Linked DNA regions of Mus musculus: regions 1 and 3 are each linked to region 2. A link is a loop called in an ENCODE intact Hi-C map of the cell type or tissue named here. Cell type or tissue: heart. All regions are shown on one strand.

Region 1 (8,000 bases), 320 kb after region 2:
TTGGGGAGATGGCTCAGGTTACCTGCACAGCTTCTTCCTGATTCCCGTCTGGCTCTTGGTAAGGTGGTACATCCCCGCTGCTCAGCCAGGACTGCCTAACCTAACCTCTCCTGCACTATCTAAGTGGGTCATCATCCAGCACCTTGCCTGCTTCCCATGAAAGGGCACAAACGAGTCAAGGATCTTGGCTGTGACCAGAGGTGCCCAACTTGGGCCATCTCTCCCAGCAACCAGAACTAGCATCTCTGCCCTCCCCACCCCCTTCCCTTCTTTTTCTTTCTAAAGCTTTCTGATCACTTGAATGCAGATCATTTCTAATCCGAGCTCTGGGAGAGAGGAGTTATTTACCCATGGAGCCTCAGTACCAACTAACTCCTCAGGGTGTTGGCAAAGAGTGGGCATGTTTTAAGTGGAAGGAGTGGCACACACAATGTGGCCCATGGCAAGATACGGGCAGTCCCTTCTCCAGAGATGGGGGGCAGGGCAGAATTGGACACCTCCAAGGAACTTTTGTCTTCTGAGATACTAGCTTCTCCTTCATTGTAGTCCTGTCCTGTGCATGGAGGAACTTTGGTGAAGTGAGTTTATCTTTCTTTCTTTCCTTTTTTTTAAGATTTATTTATTATTATATGTAAGTACACTGTAGTTGTCTGCAGACACACCAAAAGAGGGCATCAGATCTCATTATGGATGGTTGTGAGCCACCATGTGGTTGCTGGGATTTGAACTCAGGACCTCTGGAAGAGCAGTCAGTGCTCTTAACCACTGAGCCATCTCTCCAGCCCTGAGTTTATCTTTCTGAAGTGTTCGCTGCTGGTTGGGGAGTTAGCTTTGTTGCCTTTATGAACTCGAAGAGCTTCAAGGACGAGAATGGTTTTAGCAGGTCTGCTCTGGCAGCTAACATGGCCCAGCCTGACGGCCTAGCAACGGTCCTTAGATGGCTCCTTCCTGACATTGCGGTGACCCATTTCTGAAGAAGCTGTACACAGAACGTTGACGCATGGAAGGAAACTTGGAGATCTACCCTGACCTGCCTGGCATGCTCTGATTCACTTCCCTAGCCCACTGTCTTAGCCGAAAACCTCACCCATCCTTCCATATCTGAAACAGTTTTCTCCTGGGCTGGTTCCCTATGCTCTTCCAAGTAAAGAAAGCCACTCCCAATGCTCCCCAAGCCTTTCCATGAGCCAGGACTTTAAAAGCTGGACAGCCCAGGAGTGCAGCCATAGCTGAGCAGATAGAGGCACTTGCTGCCCTTGCAGAGGACCTGAGTTTGGTTTCCAGCGCCCGTGTTGTTGGCTGCTCAGAACCATCTGTAACTCCAATTTCAGGGGATCCAAAGCCCTCTTCTGATCCCCATGGGCATCATATGCCTGTGGCACATATGTATGGCACACAGGCAAAACACCCATATGCATAAAGTAAAGATAAATAAATAAGTCTTATCAAACAAACAAACAAACTGGACAGCCCAGTTAGCCAGAGGCTCCTAGTTTTCTGTGCCTTGTGTTGCATGGCTTGAGACAAGTGAGAATCAGGTGCCTGGGTTCACATAGACGGCCATGGATTCACATACACAGAGTCATCCTTGGTCTGCCTCAGAGTGTGGTGGCCATATAATAAATGGATTACATGTGGGTAATATGCAGGGTGAAGAGAGTGTCAGGGAGCTGAAAAATGAGGCTTCAGTGGTTAACAGCACTTGCCGTTCTTCAGACCCCCCCAGGTCCCATCACCATCACCACCATCCTTAACTCCGCTTCCAGGGGATCTGACACCCTCTTCAGACCTCCTGGGCACCAGGCACACACATGGTGTACATATGTATACATGGGAAAAAAACACCCATACACATAAGATTAATAAATTTACAAAAATTAAAAAAAAACAAACAAACCCAACTTGTGTAAGGACAAAGACCTTGGCCTGTGGCCATCCTTTGGGTTGGGTACCTGTCTGCAGTTGGTACCTTCTTCTTAGGCTTCAGCCAGCTTATTTTCATCCTTAGGCACAGTTGCCAGTAATCCTGCAGGTGAGAACAAAGGTCTCTAGAAATTAGTTCTTGTAACTGAGGGAGACTCCACCCAGGCCCGGGGAGGAGGGGATCGGAGAAACCTTATCTGGTCACTGGTTCCTTCAGGCAAAGATCATCCAGGGACTTAACAAATAGATATTTGTAATGAGTGTTCACTAGTGTCCAGCTGTTAAGGGCCTTCTGCAAACAGGGCTCTTTCTAGTCTTGAGTGGTAGTAGATTGAACTTTGATATACTAGGGCTGGCAGAGTTTGGGGATAGTGGCCTAGCCCCACCATACCAGTGATAAATCAATCCTTGTCTTCAGTCACCCTTTGGGGGACTGATGGAGGACCAATAACATGCCTTATTTCCTTCCTGGGAAGTGCCAGACAGGATCTCCTAGTACCTATTGTGGATAACTGGGGTTCGTCGACTGCTCCTCACCCCTTGTATGTCTTATAGAAGAATGATATAGGGTGAAGTTAGAATTTTAGGTCTTCTAAGGTTAGAAGTGGCTCTTGATACCTGCCTGCCCACAAGCCATACCAAATAATTGCTAGCACCCTCAAAAATCTGTTTTGGAAACTCATTTCTTTTGGCCCCTATACCCTTAGAGCTCTGTCCCTAAGCCTATGACGTCACCTCAGTAGTCTATACACTTGTGTGTACACGACTGTGCATCTGACATCTGCCTGATCTTTGCCTGGATGCATTTTAAGCACTCAGGTATTTTTAGTTGTCTAGATAGTGGTGTGTGTTTACCTATGACTGTTTTTACTACCTACTAATAGATCTTTTACAGACCTTTGTCTCTAAAGAGTTCACAGCCCTTTGCTCATTGTCTGGTTTCATGAACAAAGACTTACAGAGAAGAGAGCAGGCCATGCAATCTCCCCTTCAGGCTGAGAAAAGCAGCGTGGAGAAGCGGCGTGTGGGAGTATGGCTCTGTGCTGAATGGAGAAGAGAGAGCAATCTCCTAGCTGAAGGAATATTCAAGGCCTTTGCCCTGCTCCCCTGTTCTAAGCCCAGGACTTTTCTGCCTAGCTCTTTAGGGAGTGGGGTTAGAGCAGAATGTTGAAGCAGACCGATCCTCCCATTTGCATTATCCCCCATCTGCATCATCCCCCTGCATTGGGCCTCTCAGGGATGAGGCTCCATGGTGACCATCTGCTGTTGTCCTCCCTGCCCTGTTCTGGGGAGGGCTGAGAATGGGGCCTGTCCCCTTTCAGCAATGCAGCTTTAGGGCCTGATGGGGTGGAGGGCACGCCATCCTTGGCCCGTTGCCGGGGTGACCGAGCTATGGGCATTGTGAGCAACTCCTCTGACAGGATTAGGGCTATTCCGCATTCTTGTCAGATGGGGAGCACAAACCGAAAAGAGCCTGCTGTCCAGAGAGCTGAAGCTATTGTCTACCTCCGGAGCCTGTGAAAGGGTGGATTAGAGGCCCCACCCCTTGAGCGGGGGTTTCCTTTCTGTCTCCTTTTGAATCCAGAGGGGAGGCCAGCCCTCCTGGGAAATTGAATGAGGAGCTGTTTACCTCAGGCTGGGCCTTCATATTTCTTATTACTTGTCTGAAGAGGAAGTCCTGTGTTTACCATTCTGTTGGTGTCCATGGCCAGAACTTGCCAGGAACTGACTGACCTGGGACACCCAATCTTCACCTGAGGGCCACTGGCTTCTGTACAGCTCACTTCACAGACCAGACCAGAAAAGGCCCCCCCCCCCAGACTACTTAGTTCAATCTGTTTATTTCACGGAAAGGCAGCTGAGGCACTGAGAAGGGTAGGACTTACCCACAACCACTGGGATAGAACCGGAGAACCAGGCGTTGTGGGTCCTGGCTCTATGGTTTCCATTCTCTCCATTCTAGAGAAAGCCATGGACCAGAAAGACGGACACTCTTAAGTGTAGCTCCTCTGTTTCCTCTGTACCCACCCTTCCTGAGCCCGATACACACCAGCTAGGGGTCTTAATCCTTTTCCACCTTTAAGACCCTTTAAGTCTGTAATCCCCAGAGGACTGTCTGTCTACATGTTTGCTTGTTGTTGGACATTCCTTACCTGGACTTTGAAGATTGCTCACTGGAGGGTGGTTTTTGTTTTTGTTTTTGTTTTGTTTTGATGATCTTTTTTCTTATGGCAAATAACTTGCCAGCAGTTTAAACAGATCCACATTGTTGTAAATCATTCTAATACAAAATAAAATGCTTTTATTTGTTGTGTATGTCTGTCTTCTCGGGATGTATGTTTGTACATTTGCTCAGGGCGTCTGGTCCCTTGGAACTGGAGTTACAGACAGTTTTAAGCTACCATGTGGGTGCTGGGACCCAAACTCAGGTACTTTGGAAGAACAGCCAGTGCTCTTAACTGCTGAGACTTCTCTTTTTCAGCCCTCTAAAACCGTTTTATCATCCCAAGTAGAAGTGCTGTACCCATTAAATAACAACACCCCCATGCCATCTTTTGCCCTATACCCCTGGTAACTTTTGATCTATTTTCTATAGAGTTGTTTATTTTAGTTCCTCATAAAAGGGGGTGACATAACATCTGTCACTCTGTGACTAGCTTATTTCACTGAGTATGTTTTCATGGTTTAGCCATGTTATAGTAGGTATCAGAATTCCATTCCTTTTCTGACAGATTGATACCAAATTTGTCTATCTATCACCTGTTGGTAGGCATTTGGGTTGCTTTAATGTTTGATGAGTGAGTGGTTGTTTATTGCAAATTGTCGTTTGGGACAGAAGAACTAAACTCAATCAGCTTGCCAGCTGTGCTAGTCATTGACAATGACTTTAAGGAAAGCATTTAGTCTGCTGTGTTTCCAGTTTCTTTACCAGTGGCTGAGGGTGAGGATACTTTCTTCTTCTCTTTCCAGAGCCCTTGTGAGGACCAGTATATTTAATCATATAGTAAATTGCTATTCCCTGACTAATGTGTGCCAGGTCCTCTACCTGGCATCGACTGCTGAGCAGATCGTCCTGAGCAAGTCATCCCAGGTCCTTGTCCTTGGGGTGCACATTGTCCTTGGGATGCCCTGTGCATATTTGATTTGTAAATCCTGAAGCATCTAGCCTCACACAGGTGCAGGCTGTTACGTTTCTTGTTCATCTGTAGACTTTAAAAACGAGGTCATTAGTCATTGCTGCTTTGACTGCACTGGACTCAGGTGACAACCTTTGCTTGACAAGGTGATCTTCAAATTGCTGCCACCTGCCCTGGTGAAGGTGGGTGTCTTCTCTTAGTGCCTGCTGTATTGCAGCTGCAGGCAGAGTTCCAGGACCAGGGCTCATGGAGCATCCTCAGAGATGCCTCTACCTTGCTAGACCTTTCTCCTTAATCTCCTGCATCCTCTGTTCCCAGGTGGCCATCAAGTCCATCAGGAAAGACAAAATCAAAGATGAGCAGGATCTGCTGCACATACGGAGGGAGATTGAGATCATGTCTTCACTCAACCACCCCCACATCATTGCCATCCATGAAGGTACAGTAGTGGAACACTTGGAGCTGGGAAACAGGCAGGACTCTGGGAGTGAGGGGGTGCACACAAGTCAGATCTGCCAACACAAAGAAGTAGCATGTGCCCAATAGTGATGCCTGTAACCCCAGCTCTAGGCTGCCTAAGATAAGAGGAATATAAATTTGAGATCATACAAAGGTGCATAACAGGACCCCACCTTTTAATAAATACATAACTTAAACAAAGCAAGTTCTCTTAAAAAAAAAAAAAACAAAAAAAACCAAAACCAAAACAAAACGAAGAATGATAAAGGCTTTGGAGTTGCAAAAGCCGCATTTAAAACCCTGCCACGTGACACAGGACTTCTCCCGTAATCCATCTATATCACAGGGCGGTTGCAAAAATCCAACTGCATACTGTCACCGAGTACTTTGTAAGTGGAAAAGCCAGTAGTTTAGTTTATGTCTTTGTAGTGTGGCTGGGGTCCTACCTAGAATCCCATACTTGCTAGGTAAGTGCTGTAAATTGAGCTGCACCCTCATCTCAGACTGCAAGCCTTTTGTTGTTGTGGAGTTTTTCCCTAATAGCACTGCCTCCCAACCCCACGAGATCCTTAGCCACCCAGGAGAGGCTGAAAGGCCGGAGTCTGCACCTGTCTCAGGTGTGTGGGTGCTGCTCAATGCTCCTCTGTTAGCCAGGCCTCCCAGAGTCGCCTTGTGTCCCTGGATCACTCCTGCAGGGGTTTACTCTTGCCTCTCTTACCTCTCTTCTGACATCAGTTCTCGCTTGATCACTCTGGCTGCCCTCTTCCCTGCAGCCCAGACAACAAAGTGAGCAGGAGGGGTGCCCGGGAAGAGAATGCCCCTCCCACGTACACCTGTCTGCTTCAAGTCTTTATGTAACTTCAGTAACCCGCATCACAGGGACAGCAGGAGGAGGGGGGGGAGGGGGGATCCTGTAGACTTGTCTGGAGTGGTTTTCTTTTGTCTGAAGATTCCTGGTAGGTCGAATAGAAATGTCTCTACTCCCAGGATCATAGGAAGATAAAGGGCAAAGCTACTGTTATGATCCTCTGGCTTGAGTCTGTTCCATGAGGAGCCCAGACAAGTGACAGAGAAGGCTAATGGTATTTATCTTTTCTTCCCTCCGGGAACAGTGGGCAGATCACGCTTAGTGACTGGTAATGTGTGCACGCGCCCCCGCATGCATGTGCATGAACTGGGGTATATATGAATTCTCCCCATACCCAGGTCCCACTTGGGTCAGAGAACTGAACTGATGCTCAGGGTTTTGTTTTGTTGTGTTTTCATTCTTGTGTTGTGTTATGTTGTGTGTGTGTGTGTGTGTGTGTGTGTGTGTGTGAGCACACACATACACACTCAAGCATGTTGATGGTACAGGCACAGGGCATCACTGTTACTGGTGTCTAAAGGGTTCCTCCAGATTCATTTTCATCTTGCTATAGACTCTAGATGTTTTGACCTATGGGAGTGCTAGGACTGACTTCTAATGTTCCTCACAGTGCACCGTGCCGCCTCTTTATCTTTGGTTCCTAGCTTAGAGGTTGCATATACACTGAGAACCACAAGTGAAGAGTCTCAGTCAGGTACCCCTAAGAGTCTGGGCCCCCGAGTTCACCTGGAAAACAGCACCACAAGTCTTTCTCTGGCCTTGAAGCTGAGGACTCACCCCTTAGCTCCTTCTCAGAGGCTCTGGGGCTGGCCCAGCAAGCCAAACTCATAGGACCCGTTTAACACGAAGATGCGCTGTCATAGCCTAGCATGTTCTGACAGACATACCAGCTGAAGGGCCAGTTTCAGGAGCCAGCTATTTTCTACGTTTTTAGAGGACTGGAGCCAGGGCTCGGCGTGAGGTGGTAAGAAGGCCCCTCCTACACATGGAGATGGGCTAACCGGGGTGGGCTGACTGCCAAGAAGCCAGCCAGCTAGCCAGCCAAGTAATTACCACATGTTTATTGATTGCCTCTGTGATCAAGGCCATAAGCACTCCAGCCCCAGCCTGCGTCCTCTGAATGGTGGCAGGACTGAGCACTGTCTAGGCTCTCACAGTCACAGGGCAGGTGTCAGGTTTTAGAATTATACACGAGAACAGTATACATTAATAGGTCCTGTTTTTGAGCACTTTCTGGTGTATCAAATACTGTACCAAACCAAGCATTGTCTATCACCGGTTTCTTGCCTGTTTCTCGCCTGAGACCTGGGAAGTTGCTGTTGTCTGATCTCAGGGGAGGAAACTAAAGCACAGTGGTTTGATTGCGTATCCAAGTTTATCCAGCAGCTCTGCATGCTCCCTGGTAGATGTAGTAGCGGTTTGACCAAGGTCATAAGATGAAGTTTAGGGCCTTTTACTCCTACAGTGATATCTCTGTCTCCCTGGGAGATTGCTGAGTCCTCAAAAGCCTAAACGTAGCCACTGACCTCATGTCTTGATTTGCTGCTCCAAGAAGGCACTGAGTCGTCTTCGTAGGCTCTTCTGCCCTTATTCGCTGCTCTGTGGCCCCTGTC
Region 2 (8,000 bases):
TAGACTCATTTTCTCAGCCAGGGATCTGCAGTGGCTTTCAGAAGGTGCATGGGTAAACTCCATGGTGCTCCCTTGAAAAAGAAGGAAGGAGGCTCCTGAGATAGTGGGAGCTGGGCTAGGGAGAAGCAGAGTAAACTATTGCCTCCTCTTTTTCTCTTCAGGCACTAGTCTATATTTCTGCTGTTCCTGGGACATTAAACTGTACACATCTCAGGGAGTGAATGGTTGTACATGGCTCAGGGCTTCATTCTGAAACTAGAGTTCCTACATTAGCATCTGCCTCCTCTTAAAAATAACTTTGTGGGGGGTGGGGGGGCTGGAATAACAGCTCAGCAGCTAGAAGGACTGGCTGCTCTTCCAGAGGACCTCCCTTCAGTCCCCAGCACCCACATGGCAGCCCACAACTGTCTGTAACTCCAGTTTCAGCAGATCTGACACCCTCACCCTGATGCATGTAAAATAAATCTAAATGTATTTAAAAAAATAACATGTTGGAAGGTGGGGACAGCTTAGCTGGTAGAGTTTGTAGGACTAGGAGGCTGCCGCTGCTGTTTATCAGTTGTGCCTGCTTTTGTTGTTTCTGTTTGCTTTTAATTTAGGCAGAAACCAGGTGCGATGGCACACCAGAAGCAGAGGCAGGTGATGTCTGGGAGTTTATGGCCAGCCCTGGTCTTCATAGCAAGTTCCAGGCCAGCCAAGGCAACACAGTGATACTGTTTAAAAACAAATTACGGGGGCTGGAGAGATGGCTCAGCAGTTAAGAGCACTGACTGCTCTTCCAAAGGTCCTGAGTTCAAATCCCAGCAACCACATGGTGGCTCACAACCATCCGTAATGAGATCTGACACCCTCTTCGGGAGTGTCTGAGGACAGCTACAGTGTATTTACATATAATAAATAAATAAATAAAAACAAATTACACTGAATTAGCTGAACCTGGGAGCTCACATCTGTAGTCTTAACCGCTAAGGAGCTAATACAGGAAGTTCCCAAGTTCAAGGCCAAAAAGGGAGATTTAGTGAGAGTGGAGACAGATTAGGGAGGGATATAGCTCAGTGGTGGAGCACTATTGCTCGTGCTTAAGGCCCCATGTTCAAGTTCTGTACTAAAAAAATTTGGCCGTACGAGTGAGTGCATTGTTGGAGTGTGGCTTGGGGGATTCAGCCTTCAAAGGGAATCTTTGTGTATAAGAGCATTTTTTAAGGTTTTAATTGATACATAAAATTGAACTATTGGCTAGGCAGTGGTGGCACACACCTTTAATCTCAGCATTTGGGATGGCAAGAAGCTGGCAGATCTCTGAGTTCCAGGTCAGCCTGGTCTATAAGAATGAGTTCCAGAACACCTAGGACTACACAAAGAAAAAAATTGCTCTATTTATGGATTAAGAGTGTGTTTAGTTAAGGTTTTACTGCGGTAAACAGACACCATGACCAAGTCAACTCTTATAAGGACAACATTTAATTGGGGCTGGCTTACAGGTTCAGAGGTTCAGTCCATTATCATCAAGGCAGGAGCACAGCAGTGTCCAGGCAGGCATGGTGCAGGAGTTGCTGAGAGTTCTACATCTTCATCTGAAGGCTGCTAGGAGAATACTGGCTTCCAGGCAGCTAGGATGAGGATCTTAAAGCCCACACCTACTCCAACAAGGCCACACCTCCAAATAGTGCCACTCCCTGGGCCAAGCATATACAAATCACCAGAGTAGGAAATGAAGCACCACAATGAGGTTAATTTTTTTAATTATGCATTTATAATTTGTGTGTGTGTGTGAGTTGTGCATATGGGCATGCACATGCCACAGCGTGTAACAACTTTATGGAGTCAACTTTCTCCTTCACTTTTATGTTGGTTTGTGGGTGTAATGGTTTGAATGATAAATGTTCCCACAGTCTTAGACATTTGAACACTTGGTTCCCAGTTGGTGGTACAGTTTGGGTAGGTTTAGGAGGTGTTGCTGAGGGATCTATGTCACTGGGGTGTGGCCTTTGAGAATTCAAAATGTGTGCCATTTCTAGTTCACATTTTTCTGCCTTATGCTTGCAGTTCAAGATTGAGCCCTTAGCAGCAGCCTCCGTGTCTGACGTTTCCCCACTACTGTGGACTCTAGCTCCCTAGAACCATAAGCCCAAATGAACCCTTCTCTAAGATGCCCTGGTCATGGCGTTTTATCAGACTGAGCTTAGCCTTCAGAAGTTCTTCCTTAAGTGTGAAGGTCTGGCTATGCCACTGAGCTGGGTCTACGGTCACAAGCTAAGTTCTCTGGCATCCATCGATACGGAAGGGAAGTGGAGGTACGCAGTATTCTGCATTCTGAACTCCTAGCAAGTGTTGCAGACCACTTTCAGGAGATGTTCTTCTTCTTCTTCTTCTTCTTCTTCTTCTTTTTTTTTTTTTTGGTTTTTCTAGACAGGGTTTCTCTATATAGCTCTGGCTGTCCTGGAACTCGCTTTGTAGACCAGGCTGGCCTCAAACTCAGAGATCCACCTGCCTCTGCCTCCTGAGTGCTGGGATTAAAGGAGTGCTCCACCTGGCTTTGTTTCCTTTTTATTTTTAATTTTTTTTGTTTTTTTTTCCAGACAGGGTTTCTCTGTGTATCCCTGGCTCTCTTGGAACTCACTCTGTAGACCAGGCTGGCCTCGAACTCAGAAATCCGCCTGCCTCTGCCTCCCGAGTGCTGGGATTAAAGGCGTGCGCCACCACGCCCAGGCAGGAGATGCTCTTTAGTGCAGTGGGAGGCACTGACTTTCCTCTCTCCAGACCCTCCCTCTCTTGCCTTTCTAGTGATACTCACCTTGTCTAAGCTATGTTTGCCCCTTTGTCTGCTTTGAATCTTCAGCTGACCTGTTGCCCATGCTAGGACGACTAAGAAAGAATACTGGGTACCTAAGCTTTTGACTCCAGTTTTGGAAAGAGGGAGAGCTGAGCCCCATACCAGGTCCTGGAATTTCATAGACATTCTGGACCAAGAAAAGGATGTAACACCCTCATCTGGACCCTATCAAGTGATAGATACCTAATGCTACGATGGTATAGCCCCCAGACCAATTCATCATCTGTATACATCAAGGATCTAGGACTCCCCAGCTGTCCCCGGAGTTTTGGCATAGCTAGGTCCTCTGCTGTTGAAAGGCTGGATTGGCTGCTGATCTGTCCACCTTGTTCACTTGTCTAGACCTGGATCTGACCTGGTGTTTCCTACTGTGGTGTTTTGAATGAGAACGCCCCTGGCCCCCATAGGCTCATATTTGAATGTGTGGTCATCAGGGAGTGGCACTACTTGAGAGGGATTAGGAGGTGTGGCCTTGTTGAAGTAGGTGTGGCCTTTTTGGAGAAAGTATGTCACTGGGAGTGGGCTTTAGGGTTTCAAAAGCTCAAGCTATGACTAAGGTGTCTCTCTTCGGGCTGGTGAGATGGCTCAGTGGGTAAGAGTAACCGACTGCTCTTCCAAAGGTCCGGAGTTCAAATCCCAGCAACCACATGGGTGGCTCACAACCATCTGTAACGAGATCTGACGCCCTCTTCTGGTGTGTCTGAAGACAGCTACAGTGTACTTACATATAATAAATAAATAAATCAAAAAAATTTAAAAGAAAAAGGTGTCTCTCTTCCAGCTGCCTACAGCTCTGGATGCAGGACTCTTAGCTAGTTCTCCAGCACCATGTCTGCCTGTGTGCTGCCATGCTTCCTGACATGATGATAATGAACTACACCTAACTTTTTAAACTTAAGCCAGCCCCAATTAAATGTTTGTTTGTTTGTTTGTAAATGAGTTGCCGTGGTCATGTTGTCTTTTCACAGCACTAGAACACTGACTACGACATTGTTCCTTACCTTACTTTGCCTCAAAGCCGAATTCCACAGCTTACTCCTCAAACCTGGCTCCAGCAGCTTTAGCAGCAGCTGAACCCTCTGGTTCATTTTCTCATCAGTACAGACTCTTTCTCAGCCTTCTTCAGAAATCTTTTGAACTCTGATACAACCTTTTTAACTTGTCTTCATTCTGTAACCCACACATATGCATATAGATATATAGATGTATTTACTGTGTGCTGTGTGACATGGGGGTTGGTATTAGTAATTAAAGGTTGGAATAAAATACCCTGCATTAACCTCAGACAGGCTACCAAGACAGGTGGATCATGTGACAAATGCTGTCATTGCAACTGCTAGACCTTGTGAAATTACTGTTGTTCAATGAATTCTGATAGTGTGGGAAGACACAGCATGGTTTGCTTATGTTTCTGGCAAAGCATACTCATGGTACTAGGCCAAGAAGGAACAGTCCTAGATAAAGAACTGGTCCTCCTGAGTATCTTCTGTGGTGACAGCATAATGCCCTATTTTGGTGGCTCTCAAATTACTTTTTTTTTTTTCTTTCTTTTTTTTTTTTTTTAGATTTACTTATTATGGATACAGCATTCTGCCTGCATGAATGCCTGCAGGCCAGAAGAGGGCACCAGATCTCTCTACTGATGTCTGTGAGCCACCATGTGGTTGCTGGGAATTGAACTCAGGACCTCTGAAAGAGCAGGTGGTGCTCTTAACCACTGAGCTATCTCTCCAGCCCTCCAAATTACTTTTATTTTTAAAAAATGTTTTTTATTTAGGTTAATTTTAAATCATGTGTATGTGTGTAGGTAAGTACATGTGAGCACAGGTGCCTGTGGAGGCCAGAGGTGTCAGATAATTTAGAGCTAGATTTAAAGTTGTGAGCTGCCCGCCTTGGATGCTGGGAACTGAACTCAGGTCCTCTGGAAGGAAAGCAATTGTTCTTAACTGCTGAGCCATCTCTCCAGCTACTCAAATTAATTCTAATTGAGGAAGAAAAGCTTTACAGGCAATGCTTTTAAGATATACAAGATGAGAGCTGGCTCAGTGGATAAAAGCATTGGCTGTTCTTACAGAAGACCTTAGTTCAATTCTCAGCAGCCCCCAAGGTGGTTCACCCATCTGTTACTCCAGTCCCAGGGGATCCAAAACCCTCTTATTTTGGCTTCCTTGGATACCAGTCATTGTACACCGTGCATGGCCATACATGCAGGCAAAACACTCACATATAAAGTAAAATAATCTTTTCTAAAGAGTTTACAGAGGGAAACCCCTCTAGCTTAACCTTCAGAGGAAGGTGAACCCTGCAAGAGTTGCACCCTCAGGCTGGTGAGATAGCTCAGTGGGTAAGAGCACCCGACTGCTCTTCCAAAGGTCCAGAGTTCAAATCCCAACAACCACATGGTGGCTCACAACCATCTGTAACAAGATCTGACTCCCTCTTCTGGTGTGTCTGAAGACAGCTACAGTGTACTTACATATAATAATAAATAAATCTTAAAAAAAAAAAAAAAGAGTTGCACCCTCTAGCTAGAATCTTCAACTGTGACCCAATACTAAAATTCAACTAAGGAACATCTTTTCTTTCTTTCTTTTTTTGTTTTTGTTTTTTTGAGACAGGGTTTCTCTGTGTAGCCCTGGCTGTCCTGGAACTCACTCTGTAGACCAGGCTGGCCTCGAACTCAGAAATCCACCTGCCTCTGCCTCCCAAGTGCTGGGATTAAAGGCGTGCGCCACCACTGCCCGGCTTCCACATTGGTTTTTATAAGGCCGGAGAAGTGCATTTATCAGAGTAACAAAATTATTTTTTTTTGTTAAAAATACTGGAGGAAGAAGTAAGCAGACTGAGTGTAGAGACCAAAATTTACATCTTATGATGCTCTATTCCTAGCTATGTTTGTGAAGCAATTAGGCTTAGGTCATAGCTACGCCCTCAGGCATGTAACTGCGGTAACGCATGTCTTGTCAAGTCCTCTGCAAATGATGCATACTGTGGGCTGGAAGATGGTGTCTGGCCTTACCTCATAGTCTAGGGGCCACAAAGGCTGTGTTAAAGGACCTTTCTGTGGGGATTTTCTCTGAACCCTGAATACTTTCTGAATTATCTTAATGAGGAGGAAACATCTTTGCCCAGAGTAATATTGTTGGTGAAAGATATCTCTAAACGTCATTTTATTGGTTTTACTTGGCAAGTTTTTGGACCTGGCTATGGTGTTGCCAGATGCCACCCACCAGGCTCAATTTACAGCCACTCAGCATTCATTTCCAATAGTAACTTTTCTTTTTGATTCAAACACATACAGTAAGTTCATTTAATAAGGGCTCAAAGCACAATTTGATTAACTTTCTCTTTTACTCTAACCTTCACAACTGATAAGTGAAAGGTTTGAGCCTCTACTCTCTTCCTCCCTCCCTCCCTTCCTTTTCTTTTCAGGATCTAATGATGGCCAGGCTGGCCACATACTCACTCTCTAGCTGATGCTGGCCTTGAACTTCTGGTCCTCCTACCTCTATCTCCTAAGTAGTACTGGCATTACAGTTTTGGACCAGCACACCTGGTTTCTTAGTCAGGGTTTCTATTCCTGCACAAAACATCATGACCAAGAAGCAAGTTGGGGAGGAAAGGGTTTATTTGGCTTACACTTCCACATTTCTGTTCATCACCAAGGAAGTCAGGACTGGAACTCAAGCAGGTCAGGAAGCAGGAGCTGATGCAGAGGCCATGGAGGGATGCTCCTTACTGGCTTGCTTCCCCTGGCTTGCTCAGCTTGCTTTCTTATAGAACCCAAGACTACCACCCCAGGGATGGCACCACCCATAATGGGCCCTCCCACCCTTGATCACTAATTGAGAAAATGCCTCACAGCTGGATCCCCTGGAGGCATTTCCTCAAGGGAGGCTCCTTTCTCTGTGATAACTCCAGCTTGGTAAAGTTGACACAAAACTAGCCAGTACACCTGGTTTTGAGTCTCTTTTATTTTTAAAGAAATTGAAAGTGCTATTCAGAAAGGATGTCACAAGCATTCTCTCAGGAGGATCACCCTGAGTGTAGAGAGCCCCAGAAGGAGAGACTGGGGATCTCTGGTTTTTAATCTTATATGCAGTTCAGGTAGAGATTAATTAATTTGCTCTGAACTCCTCTGTAGGCGCAATTGGTACCCCTCTGCCTTAAAGAGACATTGCAGATGACTAAATGGCTACTTTGTTGTTTTGCTTTTTGAGACAAGAGTGTTATAGTGTAGGGCTGGCTGGCTTGGGAGTTCTTTGTAGACCAGGTTGCCCTTGAACTCAGAGAGGTTCGCCTGCTTTCCACTTCAGAGTGCTGGAATTAAAGGAGCAGGAGCATGCCACCACACCCAGTCTCCATGTTTACTTCTGTCAGTCAGAATCAAGAAGGAAAATAATTGGGGTAAGGATGGGGCAGTGAAATAGAAACAAGAAAAGGGACACCATCTTGAGAATGATCCTGACTGGGTGTTTCTGGGCTAGGAAGGGTAAGTCAAGGGCAAGTTCCTAGGCTGGGACAAGTGTGCAATGACAAAGTTGAAAGATTGGGGCACTCATCTAATGTTTTAGTAACATACACAATTTGAACTGAGGTGGCCCTGAGCAGCTGAGGGTAAGATGGAACACGCATCTGTGATGGAAAATGACCAAAACAGATAAGAAAACAGCAGTATTTTTGGTTGACCAATTACCATGAGGTTTAGCAAAGCAGACCCATGTGTCTTGTGAGGAATTGTGGAGAGTTTCTATTTACAGACTCCTGAGTGGGAAAACCAGGCACAATAATGAGTTCCCCAACTTTTAGTTCTCTGATTGGCTGATTGGAAATTCACTTTTCCCTAGTTTCTCTGCTGTCAACACGTACTGAGTTAAAAACATTTAAAAAAAAAAAAAGGTCAATTTAAAAGCAGACAGACTTGCTATGACTAATGTCAGAACTCCCAAAGCAGACTTTTTCCAAAAATACATTGTAATTGATAGTACTATAAGCTCAGTGTAGAAGGACTGTGACACAAATTTTGGCCCCAGGCTGAAACAGATGTTTCCTGTTGGTTCAGGCACAACAGGAACATCTGCAGGTCTCCACACTCCTTCACTGCTCCTGCTATGGTGCTTTAAATGTCTTAAATCAAGCTTCTTTATAAGTGAATGCTTCCAGTGGG
Region 3 (8,000 bases), 94 kb after region 2:
CTGCCCTGGACTTTGGCTGAGACATCCCCACTCTCGGATGCTCAGGCCCAGCTCCCCTTCTTCCCCTTCCTTCTCTCTCTTTCTCTGTCCATCTTGTCCGTGATCTCATGTTGCCAAGCCATCTTTAGGCTGAGCCGTCTGCAGGTTTTCTGAGTCCATTTTGTCTCAAAGCGATGTTGCTCTTTCCCTCACACCTAAATGGCAATCTTTAAATTTAACTTTCATTTTTGACAGTCACACCCACCACATGGCCCTGGCTCAGTGAATGGTTCTCGACCCTTTAATTCTCATGTTGTGGTGACCCCCCCCAACCATAAAATTATTTTTGTTGCTACTATTAGGAATCATAATGTGACTGTCTGGTATGCAGTATATCTGATGTGCAATTCCTGTGTAAAGGCCATTCAGCCCCCAAAGGGGTTGCGGCCCACAGGTTGAATATCACTGCTGCTGCCTGGCTGGCACAGCCTCCAGAATGCTGATTATAGGTATGTGTCACCAGACCCAGCCTGTATGGTAATTTGGACATCTGAATACCTTTGGTTTAAAACAGCTGCTCTCATAGCATGCTGAAGGCATTTTTCTGGCCCTTTCTAATGAGAACCCTGGGACCAAGTTGTTGTTTTTTAATGTGTCTATGTGAGTTTTGCTTGCAGATATGTCTGTGTACCACACACATGCAGTGCCTGAGGAGGCCTGAATAGGTCATCAGATACCCTAGAACTAGAGTTACAGAGTGCCTTAGTTAGGGTTTTCTGCTATGAACAGACACCATGACCAAGGCAACTCTTAGAAGGACAACATTTAATTGGGGCTGGCTTATGGGTTCAGAGGTTCAGTCCATTATCATCAAGGAGGGAACATGGTAGCGTCCAAGTAGGCAAGGAGCAGGTGGAGCTGAGATTTCTACATCTTCATCTGAAGGCTGCTAGCAGAATACTGGCTTCCAGGCAGCTAGGATGAGGGTTTTAAAGCCCACACCCACAGTGACACACCTACTCACAACAAGGCCATACCTCCTAATAGTACTACTCTACTCCTTGGGCAGAACATATACAAACCATCACACAGAGAGTTGTGAGTCACCCCTATGTTGCTGGTAACTGAACTTGGGGTCCTCTGGAAGAGGATTTGAAGGCTTAGATTTTTCAAAACCTACTTTAAGAAGGGTTTTCAACTGTTTCACCCCCCCCCCCTTCTAACACACCATCCAAAGGTAGGGGAGAAAGATGTGTAGTAGGAAATGGGGAGGTAGATCTTTTTAGAAGCACTTCTTTGAAGTGATTTCACTCTTCCTTGTCAGGATACCAGCAGTTCAGTTTGTTAGTGTCAAGATATCAACAGTCCAGTCTTAAAATGTCACTGCACAGGAGTCAGCAGCAGCTGCATGATCCAGCAGAAATAGCCAGGCCTCCACCGAATTGGCATGAGGCATCAGAAGCGATCAGAACCAGCTGGGACACCAGAAGAAGGTCTCTGCCGTGCCTCTCTATGAAGTAAAGATCAGTAAAGACCTGAGACCAACAAGCATTGCACAGCTAGCTATGTATGCGCCATGTCACTATCTGTTGGGCCTTACTTACACTCTCTCTAAACATCATGTGTTCTCACACGGGTCTGCTTCAGCCAAACATCACGTGATGCAACCAAAAATTTCCACTTCAAGGAGTCAGTGCTGAGCCACCTCTCCAGCCCTTCCTGAGTTACTATTTAAAAGCACAATATTCCGCTAAGTATACTATGTTTAAATAATTTATGTGTTAAACTACATATGCTCTGAATTCAGAAACTATTTTAATACAGGTTGAATATATGCCTTAAAGGTAATGCTTGGAACCAGAAGAGTTTCAAATTAAGATATATGTGAATATCAACATACTATCTAAGGAGATGTCTTACAAATGAGATCACAGCTTGCTTATGTTTTTTTAACCTTATATTGATTCTTTGTGAGTTTCACACCATGTACCCCAGTCCCATTCATCTCCCTGTGCCCTCCTATCTGACTTCTGCCTTAGCAACCTCCCCACCCAAAAGAAAATAAAAAATGAACAAGAAAATAACAGAAAACATCTCATCATGGAAGCTATAGTGTATCACACAGTATACCCTTTTAGCCACACATCTTTTTTTTTTTTTTTTAGATTTATTTATTTATCTGTAAGTACACTGTAGCTGTCCTCAGACACTCCAGAAGAGGGAGTCAGATCTCATTACATATGGTTATGAGTCACCATGTGGTTGCTGGGATTTGAACTCAGGACCTTTGGAGGAGCAGTCAGTGCTCTTAACAGCTGAGCCATCTCACCAGCCCCATGTCTATACATCTTTACTTGCAAATGTTCACTGCAATGAGTCATTGGTCTGGTTCGAGGCCTCTGGCTTCTGCCACACCATCAATACTGAGTCCTCACTAGAACTTCTCCTGGCTATCCTGTTGTTGCCCTGTGTCACAGCAGAGGAGTGGCAGGGCCAGCAATCCTATGCTCTAGCCCTTGGTTGGAGTAGCTCACCTGCACCCTCAATACCAGGGCCAGCTCTGCTGTGCTGCCCAGGCAAGGTACAGGGCCCACTCTTCTGAGTGCTGCAGCCGGTGAGAGGTGGGGCCAGTTCTCCAGAGGACCTCAGGCAGTGTGGGATAGCACCAGTTCTGCACAGCACTTGGACAGCTATGCGGTCTCAGGCAGCTGACCAGACTAGGGGTGTCCTCATGGTCTCTAGCGATAATGTGAGCCACAGACATCAACACCAACACCTGCTGCGGCATGACCAAGGACCCAAACATGGCACTTAGTGGCAGCACCAGCTGGGATTTCACCATGGCCTCAGGTGGTGGGGCTGGCTACTCATAACTAACAGACTTGCATCTGCAGTTCCACCTCTCTTCATAGTGTTCAAACTTTCTACTTCTTTTTCTCTCCCATCTGTCCACCACATACTTGCATATTATAGTGGCTCCCACTGTGAGCCAACCACATGGCTGGAGGGCCTCTGGGTAACCTGCATTGTGTGGCTGAAAGTAGGCCTGTCTGTGTCTATGACGCATCCATATGTGGTAGCAGGTGGGCCTTACTTACTGCCTTACTTCTGTTTAATGTACACTTTACACACATTGCCTAAAGGCAGTGGTGGCTGTTGCTCTTTATCCTCCTCCTCCTATTATTATTATTGCTATTATATTTTTTCTTTTTCCGAGACAGGGTGTCTCTGTATAGCCCTGGCTGTCCTGGAACTCACTCTGTAGACCAGGCTGGCCTCGAACTCAGAAATTTGCCTGCCTCTGCCTCCCAAGTGCTGGGATTAAAGGTGTGTGCCACCACGCCCGGCATTATTGCTATTATTATCATTATTATTTATTATGAGCCCAAAGCATTGCACACAATGAGCACACATTCCACCACTGAGCTGTATTCCTAGCCTAAAGGTAATTTTGCACAACTTTTTAAAAATATTATTTATTTAATGTATATGAGTACACTGTCGCTGTCTTCAGACACACAAGAAGAGGACATCAGAGCCCATCACTGTTGATTGTGAGCCACCATGTGGTTGCTAGGAATTGAATTTAGGACCTCTGGAAGAACAGTCAGTGCTTTTTTTTTTTTTTAAAGATTTATTTATTATTAAATCTAAGTACACTGTAGCTGTCTTCAGATGCACAGAAGAGGGCGTCAGGTCTCATTACGGATGGTTGTTAGCCACCATGTGGTTGCTGGGATTTGAACTCAGGACCTTCGGAAGAGCAGTCGGTGCTCTTAACCACTGAGCCATCTCTCCAGCCCTCAGTTGGTGCTCTTAACCACAGAACCATCTCTCCAGCCCATTTTTATTGCACTTGCATTTTATCTGCAACCTGGCACGTGAGGGCAGGTGTGGATACATTTACTGAGCCATCTCTCCAGCCCTCAGTTGGTGCTCTTAACCACAGAACCATCTCTCCAGCCCATTTTTATTGCACTTGCATTTTATCTGCAACCTGGCACGTGAGGGCAGGTGTGGATACATTTGTGATGTCATATCAATGCTCCCAAAGTTCCAGACTGTTAAGTATTTTGAGGATACCAATTTAGGGATGCTCAACTGGTATAGCATACTCTTGAATATAAATAAAATATGGATTTTGTTACACTAATATGCCTATAGGATCAGGGGTTTCAGCTCAGTAATAGAACACTGGCCTCTCGTGTGGGAGGTCCTGGGTTCATCACCAGCACTGCAAAACACAACAAGTAAAAATACATACTGCCTATATAGGACATATTGTTTTGATTCCATGCATGTGTTATATATGTGTGCGTATGTGTGGTATCTGTAGAGATACATACTTGTATAATCTGTGCACAGCCCACGGTCACACTCTCATGTGATCCAGGGGTCAAACCCAGGTCTTTTTTATTTTTTAAGATTTATTTATTTTATGTATGTGAGTACACTGTAGCTGTATAGATGGTTGTGAGCCTTCATGTGGTTGTTGGGAATTGAATTTTAGGACCTCTGCTCACTCTGGTCAACACCATTCACTCTGGCCCAAAAATTTATTTATTATTATAAATAGATACACTGTAGCTATAGATAATAGATACACTGTAGCTATCTTCAGACACACACAGAAGAGGGAGTCAGATCTCATTACTGGTGGTTGTGATGTCACCATGTGGCTGCTGGGATTTGAACTTGGGCCCTTTGGAAGAGCAGCCAGTGCTCTTACCTGCTGAGCCATCTCACCAACCCCAAACCCAGGTCTTTACTCTCACTATCCAGTAACTCTACCAACTGAGCTGCAACCCAAGCTTGTGTTTTGCTCCATTTTTTAAAAAATGTACATGTATTGCTTCTAACAGTCAGGTAATGGTCACGCCCCTCAGCCTGCACTGCTACACAGGGCCTCAACCACGTGCAATAGAAACCCCTGCTTGCTTCCCAGTCCTCCCTTTTATCTCCACCAGGGAGATCTTGCGATTTCTGGGCAGAGACCTTGGTGCTTGTCCTGGTTCTGCAGAAATGCACTCAGCCCTAGGGTCCGGCTCCAATGGTACCACCGTCCAACAGAGTCAGTATCTCCTTTGTGTCAGGGTAGCCACCTGTTTCCTGCTGGCCTGGATTCCTCTGCTAGTGTGAGTCATCTGTGCAAGCCAGGCCCTGGCTCACAATGTAGATAAGCATTCCCATAGCGGGCGTGACTCCAGACCCCACTGCTGCCTCTACCTTCTGGCAGACCAGCAGACAGGCGAGTGGTGGAGCTGGCCGGAAGTCCTCACACACTTCCGTGTCTCCTTTCTGTTGGTGTCTAGGGCGCAGTCTTGGTGTTCTGCCTAATGTGGTTACAGTCTGTATTCACCAATTGCTAGGGCTCTCTACCTGGTGACATTTTCTTATTGGTGGTGGTGGTGTGAATCTAAGACCTTTTTTTGTGTTGGAAGCCATCTACCCCTGGGTTATCCCAATTCTTCCTGTAAATACTGATTTTAAAAAGACAGCCTTTTTCTCTTCCCTTCCTCTCCTCCTCCTTCTCTCCAGAGTTTCTAGTAGCCTAGGCAGGCCTTGAACTCCTGATCCTCAAGTTCCACTTCCCAAATGCTAGGATTTCAGGCACTCACTATGATGCCTTGCTGCCTGGAAGGCATCTCTCTTTTCCTTCTTCTCCCTTTCCCTCTCCTCCCTTCTCTCCTTCTTCCACCCATCCCTCCTTCCCACCCTCTTTCTTCCAGAGATGGATGTCAGATCCTTTCAGGCTCCACAGTCAATGCCGCTCTTCTTCCCATGGCCAAAGCTGAGGGGAGAGGCTCTCCAAAAATGGCAGGTCCGCTGGGGAGCAGGGGTATGTGGCCTCTTGTAGTGTTAAGTGACTAAGTCATGATGCTTGACCCAGAATCTTCTGTACCTTCCCAGGAACCTTCCCAGTCCCTGCAGAGCAGCAGGAAGGAGATCTGAGTGGAGTCCCACCCAAGCGGAGCATTTCCGTGGAGGAGGGTGACTATGACTGCCTCTTAGATTTACACAGGACAGAGCAGGCAGAGAATTCCATTTCTTCCCTAGATCCTCAGATGCAAAGATCCAGGGATCCACAATCTGCATGTCTGTCTCCTTCCCATACCCCACCACTCAGCACTGGAAGCTGAGCCTAAGGAGGCAGAGGCCTGGCTTAAGAGACACTGGTGGACATACCCTCCTATCCAGCCAGTGCTGCCTCCTCCTGGCCCGTATTCACAGAGAGGTTTAGCAAGAGGAGAAAGCCCAACCTGGGAACTCTGATCCCTGGCTTTCTTTATCACCTTCACTTGCAGCCTGGGTGGTAAGGACTAACCTTGGATGTGGCAAGGACACAAACAGAGACTCCGGACTAATTTAGATTCCCCCTACACTCAAAATCTTCCGTCAATAGGCAATCGTGACTAACATTTACTGATCCCTTAATGTGTGCCAAGCCTTTTCTGTGTTGGGAAGTGAGTACGTTTATTATATTTTGCACATAGGATACTGAGGACCAGGGTGGCTCAGTTAGCTAGTTGTCCAGTAAGGATATGAACTCTATGTCCTTAACCCATGAAGCTGTCCTGCTAGGGTTATGCTGTCTACTTCGGAGTTCTGAAAACAACCTAACATCTGACCTTGTCTCTGCTCATGTCATCCTATCTGTATCCCAGGTCGTGACTCTGAGACCTGACCACTCACGAAACACCTGGCTCTCAACTCCCCATATTGAGCCTACTGGAAGCCCTCTGGTGGTATTTCTCAAAACATGAGAAGGCTCTTCTAGTTCATTCAGAGACTACTGCCTGCCCACTTTGCAGAATTCCACAATGATGCATATGGGTGGCAAACTTATCCCATTAAAGGTGGGAAGGATTGGGGCCCAGTAAGGCTCAGTCATCCAGAATTGCCGAGTGTCCAAGCAGAACTCGGATACAGAATTCTCACGTTGGCTTTCGATAACTCTGTGGTTACAGAGTTCCCTGGGACTGTGAACGTCTGGGGTCTATGGAGATGCTTAATCCTCAACAACATCCCAAAGCTATTCCATCCCTGCTTCTTCTTCTTCTCAAGCTTCCATTTATTTTGTAATTACCAGGAGAGAAATCTTTTTTTAAAAAAAGCATTACAGACCCCCCTCCCTGTGGTTCTGTCACTGGGAGCCCAAGGTGAGACCCAGGGCTGTAAATTTGTAGCATACCCTCAGACACTGTGAGGTAGGAATGTCTTGCACACTTGGTTCTGAAGAATCTGTTCCTGGGCTTTGCAGAGGCTCTGTCCCAAGTTCTCCCTCACGGCGGAGAGCCAGTCAGCACAACAGAAGTCTCCTCATGAGTGAACACCCCTTTAGTCTTGATTTTGTTGTGCAGGCATCTCTCTTGGGGGTGGGGGCTGAAATGATCAGTCTTATGTGTGTCCTGAGAATGTCTTAAGGTTTGTACTGCTGTGATGAAACACTGTGACCAAAAGCAACTCGGGAAGGAAAGGGTTTATTTCAGCTTACAACTTAAGTCACACCCCAGCACTGAGGGAAGTCAGGGCAGGAACCAAAGCAGAAACCACAAGAAAATGTATTGATTGGTTTACTCAGTTTGCTTTCTTATACATCCTAGGACAACTTGCCCAGATATGGCACCACCTCAGTGGGCTGGGCCCTTCCACGTCAATCATCAACCAAAAAAAAAAAAAAAAAAAAAAAAAGCCTCATGGCTTTCTGCAGGTCAATCTGTCATGGGGGAGGGGGAAGTTCTTCAATTGAGATTTCCTGTTCCTAGATATGTCTAGATTTGTGTCAAATTGACAACAAAACAAAAAAACTGGCACAGAGGACCAAATGTTTCTCCTGGGTCACCCTCTCTGGGCAAAGGTCCTGTCTGAAACCTAGCAGCAGTCTGGGGTTCTCATGTTCTCTGACCAGGATGGGCTTTCCGGCTGAAGTCTGGAAACAGAGCCCCCAAGCAGTTTCTTACCTTGTGATGCGATCACTTCAGCAGCATCCTTGAGAACAGAGATCTCTCCTGACCCAGGGC

Evidence for each region. Peaks named below come from ENCODE experiments on the same cell type or tissue, not always from the same donor. Only the 100,000 strongest peaks of a DNase experiment are listed, where the experiment ranks them.
Region 1: a loop joins it to region 2, with 2.1 times the contacts of the local background. A loop is called at or near these places in 2 of 42 quality-filtered maps.
Region 3: a loop joins it to region 2, with 3 times the contacts of the local background. A loop is called at or near these places in 11 of 42 quality-filtered maps.

Annotation. Positions count from the first base shown.
Region 1 is chr1:132,319,575-132,327,574 of GRCm38, forward strand. Nuak2 (NUAK family, SNF1-like kinase, 2) reads left to right here. Exons shown (of 7, transcript NM_028778.4): 2 at 5,379-5,499. Gm30744 (a long non-coding RNA gene) reads right to left here and starts at 4,929. Exons shown (of 2, transcript XR_387392.4): 1 at 2,883-4,929; 2 at 1,855-2,026. In heart, a CTCF peak has its summit at 3,390; a DNase peak (open chromatin) is centred at 3,437; H3K27ac peaks cover 1,145 bases.
Region 2 is chr1:131,996,229-132,004,228 of GRCm38, forward strand. No RefSeq gene overlaps it. Among named protein-coding and RNA genes, the nearest start is that of Elk4, 7.4 kb to the right of the region's middle. In heart, CTCF peaks have their summits at 4,459 (motif pointing right) and 7,406; a DNase peak (open chromatin) is centred at 7,863.
Region 3 is chr1:132,090,617-132,098,616 of GRCm38, forward strand. No RefSeq gene overlaps it. Among named protein-coding and RNA genes, the nearest start is that of Gm37120, 8.0 kb to the right of the region's middle. In heart, a CTCF peak has its summit at 4,967; a DNase peak (open chromatin) is centred at 5,165; H3K27ac peaks cover 1,810 bases.